2 separate regions of the Homo sapiens genome follow, and region 2 is linked to region 1. Evidence: chromatin loops called from intact Hi-C (ENCODE). Cell type or tissue: GM12878. All regions are shown on one strand. Links, peaks and the distances in the headings refer to the core of each region. The heading gives the core; the rest is flanking DNA.

Region 1 (2,924 bases), core at 139-2,638:
CCTTTTCCACTGCTAAGTAATTGAGATGTAGCTGATGTATATTAGTTTACCAAGGAAACTTTCTCACATTTTATATAAGTATAGTCATTGACTGTTTTAGCATTTATGGCACTCTTCCATACAAATACTACTTAGGTGATAATAATTGCTTAGCTTTTAGGATGTGTCAGATTCAGGGTCAGATTTATCATTATTAGATCTCAAATGGCATTTATGATACAGTAGTAAAATACAAATGTCATAATAATAAATACCTTTTTCTCTATGATAATTTCCTGGAAAAAATGTATTTACATTAAGTGGTTATATTTTCCCATGGACTTATGATTATTTCAGAGATGTCATATTATTTATGTTTCATGTTTAATCTGGGATTCACCCTATACACCATTTCTTTGACTTCTAGACTCTTAGCAGAAAATAGCTAATCTGTATTCAAATGTAAATGCTCTCAAAAGAAGAGCCTATTTAAGAGACTAGTATTATAAATCTTTTTGTACATAGGAATAATCCTTTGATAATACAAAGTAGATTCCCTTGAAGATCTTTATTCACATATTGAATTTATCCAATGTCAGTTTTTATAAAGTTAACCTAGGTAGTGTAGTCATTTTTGTAAATTGAGATATAATTTGCATATAGTGAAATTTACCTTATTTAATGTATAATTCTGTGAGTTTCAACAAATGCATAGTTAGGTAACAACATAATCAAAATGTAGAACAATTCCATCACTCCGAAAAAATTCCCTCTTGCAGTTTTTTTTTTTGTTTTTTGTTTTTTGTTTTTTTGAGACAGAGTCTTGCTCTTGTTGCCCAGGCTAGAGCTCAGTGGCGCGATCTTGGCTCACTGCAACCTCTGCCTTCCGGGTTCAAGCGATTCTCCTGCCTCAGCCTCCCGAGTAGCTGCGGATTACAGGCATGCACCACCACGCCTGTCTAATTTTGTATTTTTAGTAGAGATGGGGTTTTTCCACGTTGGTCAGGCTGGTCTCGAACTCCTGACTTCAGGTAATCTGTCTGCCTTGGCCTCCCAAAGTGCTGGGATTACAGGCATGAGCCACCATGCTCGGCATCCTCTTGCACTTTTATAGTCAGCCTCTTCCCACCCAAAGTTCCTGCAACTAATCTGCTTTTTTGTCCCTATAGTTCCTCTTTTATGAGTATGCTGTAAATTTGGACTCACACAGTATGTACCCTTTAAGTCTGGCTTTTCTTAATGTATTTGAGATTCATTCCTATTGTTGTATTTATCAGTTGATTCTTTTTTTATTGCTGGGTAGTTGTATGAATATTTTTTTCATTTTTTAAATCCGTACATTCACCAGCTGAAGTACATTTTGGTTTTTTCCACTTTGGGGCAATAATAGATAAAGCTATCATAAACATTCATATACATGGTTTTATGTGAACAAAGATTTTTATTTCTGTTAAGTAAATACTGAATGGTGGGATTGCCTGGTGATACTATAATGTATGATTAAATTTAAGAAACTGCCAGACTATTCTCTAAATTGGTTGTTCCATTTTCATTTCCCAGTGCAGGGTTATGTGAGTTTCATTTCCTCTGCTTCCTCACTAGTGCTTGTTACTGTCAGTTTTGTTTTTAGACCATTCTAGTAAGTGTACAGTGGTGTCTCATGGTGGTTTTACTTTGTACTTTCTTAATGACTAAACATTGGGCATCTTTTTATATCTTCATTTGCCATCTGTATATCTACTTTGGTTAAATATGTGTTCAAATATTCTGTCTATTTAGCTGCTTTTTTTCTTACTGAGTTTTGAGTGTTTTTTGCCAATTTCTGATAATGTCTTTTATCTGATAATGTGTTTTACAAATACATTTTCCTTTCCTGTAGCTTCTCTTTTCAAAGAGCATTTTTTTTTCATTTTTCCATTTTTTAAAAGACAGTATCTTGCTCTGTTGCCCAGGTTAGAGTGCAGTGGCACAGTCATAGCTCACTGTAATCTCAAACTCCTGGGTTCAAGTGATCCCCCCACCACACCCTCCTGAGTAGCTAGTACTGTAGATGGACACCACCATGCCCAGCTGATTTTTTAATTTTTTGTGGAGATGGGGTCTTGCTGTGTTGCTCAGGCTGGTCTCGAACTCCTAAGCTCAGGCAATCTTCCTGCCTTGGCCTCCCAAAGTGTTGGGATTGTAGGCATGAGCCAACCCACCTGGCTGGTTTTTTCCATTTTGATGAGGTCCAGTTGATCAGTTTCTCTTTTATGGATGGTATTTTCATAGTATCTACAAAATTGTTGCCTAGCCCAAGATCACTCAGATTTTCTCCTCATTTTCTTCTAGAACCATTATAGTTTGAGGTCCTACATTTGGGTATGCAATGTAGTTCATCTTTGTATGTAGTGCATAGTATGGAGCGAGGTTCAATTTTTTGCATATGGGCATTTGGCTGTTCCAGTACTATTTGTTGAAAATACTACTTTTTAATGTTTTTCTTTTGAAAATGTAATACATAAACAGAAAAATTCAAAAGTATAAAAAGTTCACGGTGAAAATTCAGTATCTCACATTTTTCCCCCAGTTCCTTTTTTCCAGATGCAATCATTGTTACCCCAAAGAGATTCCATGCTTACACTTGTGTCCCTGCTGCTACTTTTTTGGGAACAGTGGTCTTTTAGTAGGCTCAAAGTGACCTTGTTAAAAAGTTAGGTTGGTTTACATATCCACACTTCCCCCTCTGTCTCACTGCCTTCATCTCGTATGGCTCTCCTAGTTCCTCTCTAGCCATCCTGCCCTCTTTGCTTCTTTCACACACACCAAGTATGTTTCCCCCCTCCCCCAGGGTTTTTGTGCTTCTTAATCTTTTTTGCTTGGAATCGTTTTTCTGTCAGGTATCTGTAAGACTTGCTTCTTTACACTTTTTTAGGCTTCATTCAAATTTCACCTTCTTGGTGAGG
Region 2 (2,924 bases), core at 319-2,818, 85 kb before region 1:
CCACCCTGGCCAACATGGTGAAATGCAGTCTCTACTAAAAATACAAAAAAAAATTAACCGGCGTGGTGGCGGGCGCCTGTAATCCCAGCTACTTTGGAGGCTGAAGCAGGAGAATCGCTTGAACCTGGGAGGCAGAGGTTTCAGTGAGCCGAGACCGCGCCACTGCACTCTAGCCTGGGCAACAGAGCGTGACTACATCTCAAAAAAAAATAGTTTTTTTTTTGTTGTTACTATAATCTCTGTGGTATTGTTGCTTTACTTTGGAGTATGATTATAGAAGTTCAAAAAAACTTTCCATTAAATTTTGATAACAGTTTTGATCACATTCACATAAAAATTTTGATAATGAAATGAAATATTTAGCTTTTAGCATGATTTTGAAATCATTTTATCATGGATTTTGGCTACTGGCCGTGCACACACCTACAGTTTTCAGGTTGGGGTTGCTTCATAGAGAATGTGGAAGAGATTATTTCTTACCTGAAAGTTGTACATGATTCATACCAACTAACCTGGCTTGGTCTGGCTTGTTAGTCCAGTATTTTTAGGCATCACATTCCTCTTTGCTTTTAAATGTAATAAAGAAATAAAACAAAGGTCACTAGTTAAAACCGTTAGAGATTTGATACGGAATGTGGTTGTCCAAAATTATACCGCATGTTTATCTTACAGTATATTAAAATTCATTGTAGTAATGAGGTGTTTTCCCTAAAATAAGGTAGAATCATAAATCCTAGACCTGAAGGAATGATTCCATTAGAAGTTCTGGATCCCAGCTACTCTGGAGGCTGAGGCAAGAGAATCACTTGAACCCAGGAGGTGGAGGTTGCAGTGAGCCGAGATCACACCATTGCACTCCAGCCTGGGCAATAAGAGTGAAACTCTGTCTCAAAAAAAAAGTTCTGTATCATAATGAGCTGATAAAGTTTGGAGATAAGACTGTTAATACTACAGTTCTATCATTGTAGAGTATGGACATTGAACTACAGTACTTTACTAAATACTAAATACAGTACTGTTGTGCTGTGAATTGCTGGTTGAAGGGAATGGGTAGAACAAACCTGAGTATTTTCTTAGTACCTGGACTAAAGATTGCTTAAAGACTTAACCAGAGAAGACTCACACATTGTCTAGTAAATGAATGTGTCTGGACTGTGCCAGATTGTTTATCTATTTCTGTAGTCTTTCAATGATAGTTTTTCCAGTTTGAATCCATTTTAACCCATATTTCTTTCATCATTGATCATATAAATTTATTGGCTGTGGTTTCTGAATATCCCTAAGGTAATTGTTGCTCAACACATCTGTTTTACTAAAAATAGCTCAAACAGTTGCCTAGGGTAAGTTTGCAGTAGTTTAGGGAGTAGAGTGTACCAGAGACATGTATTTTTTTTTTCTCCTAAATTTGTGTTACTGTCCTATGGCATTTGGAATTGCTTCACAACCAGGATGGAATAATGCAAATAAGGTGAAATTTTAGCCATTAGTCAGCCAAGGTGAACAATTTAACCAGTTGTTTGGTCGTTACTAGACAAATGTTGTAATTTGTTGAATTAAATATTTGACATAAGTGGTCCACTGACAAAGTTTGAAATCTTGTTGATAGAGGTTTGTTTATAAGCAGATTTATTTCTCAGGGTAATATGATATTACTAGTAGTTTACAGAAAGAAGTAAACAGAACTTCCTGTTACAGTGCTTTGTATGGTGGAGAAGGGACTTGCTTTTTCAAACTTTACCTTCACTTCAGCTTATAGTACAGACAGATCACTTTAGATTGTTTTAAAAATGTAACATTTCTATAGTGTGAATGAGAATTTGACCTGGTACAGTATTTATTAGTATACTTCCGTAATTATTTTTGTCCTACAGTTCCTTTCAGATTTGTCATTTTCGTGGTATCATGTCACTGCTCTAGCATTACTTTTTACCAATTTCACGGCTCCCTGCTAGTTGTTTAATGATTTTTTAAAGTTGATAAAAGTCTTGTAAGTAATGATCTTTATCTTATTGTCAAGAAGTTTATAATCTATGATAAGAACTGACATAAAAAATGACTTCCTTGAAGTAGACTGGATTTAAGGAGCCTGAAGTAAAAACTTCCGAAATACAAAGATAGGAGAAGTCAATAAAGACTGAAATGGTTAAAGAAGTAAGTGAAAGGATGAGGTGGGGTTGGTGGGGTGGTTGGTGGTGGCGGTGGTAATGGTAATCCAGACATTTGCCAGGAGGAACAGCATAATTGGTGTTGAAGTATTTTAGGGGACAGTAGAATGTCAGCTTAGCTAAAGAAGAGAGTTTATGAATAGAATTAATGCTGGATACACATGGTGTGGGGTCAGACAAAAGAGGAAAAGATCACTAAGCACAGTTCTCAGGAGAGTAACAAAATTATCTGTGTAACAATGGCATGTTGGTTATTGTAAATATCAGAAGCAGCTAATTGATTGGGTCTTCACTAGAACCTTTTAGAGATTCATTGTAGCATAATGGTTAAGAGCATGAATTTTGACATCAGTTCAAGCAAACTTAGTTTCAAATTTTACCTTTAGCATTTGTTAGCTAGTTCACATTGGGAAAGTCTCAGCTGCTCTGAATAAATGGTTTCCTCAACTGTAAATACTGTCTACCTCAGGGTTGTTAGAAAGATTAAATGAAATGATACAGTAAAGAGTTTATAGTACAGAAACTGCTCAATAAGAGACATATTGTAAATTTCCCTTTTCATAAATGGTATCTTAAACCTTTTTCGTGGATATTTGAAACTCCTTTCTCTTCCTACCATTCACACACTCATTGACTATTTCTCTGCCACCATCTGCTGCTTACTTCTAACAATCTTTCTTACTAGTCTTCCCTAGAACTCTTAGCATTTTTTTCTCCAGCTGGTGCTAAACAAACTTTTTCAACTCTCAATATAACCCA

The links. A loop is a pair of places that touch in the nucleus more often than their neighbours do. Peaks named below come from ENCODE experiments on the same cell type or tissue, not always from the same donor. Only the 100,000 strongest peaks of a DNase experiment are listed, where the experiment ranks them.
Region 2: a loop joins it to region 1, with 5 times the contacts of the local background. A loop is called at or near these places in 6 of 110 quality-filtered maps.

What each region holds. Positions count from the first base shown.
Region 1 is chr10:63,172,702-63,175,625 of GRCh38, reverse strand. The region is part of intron 24 of JMJD1C (jumonji domain containing 1C); the gene reads left to right. Among named protein-coding and RNA genes, the nearest start is that of NRBF2, 41 kb to the right of the region's middle. In GM12878, for the core only: no CTCF peak of the experiment used is centred there; a DNase peak (open chromatin) is centred at 1,605; H3K27ac peaks cover 1,035 bases.
Region 2 is chr10:63,257,885-63,260,808 of GRCh38, reverse strand. The region is part of intron 3 of JMJD1C (jumonji domain containing 1C); the gene reads left to right. It overlaps LOC124900287 (a long non-coding RNA gene), which reads left to right. Exons shown (of 2, transcript XR_007062158.1): 1 at 1-2,151. Among named protein-coding and RNA genes, the nearest start is that of MIR1296, 110 kb to the left of the region's middle. In GM12878, for the core only: no CTCF peak of the experiment used is centred there; no DNase peak of the experiment used is centred there; H3K4me3 peaks cover 2,312 bases; H3K27ac peaks cover 2,164 bases.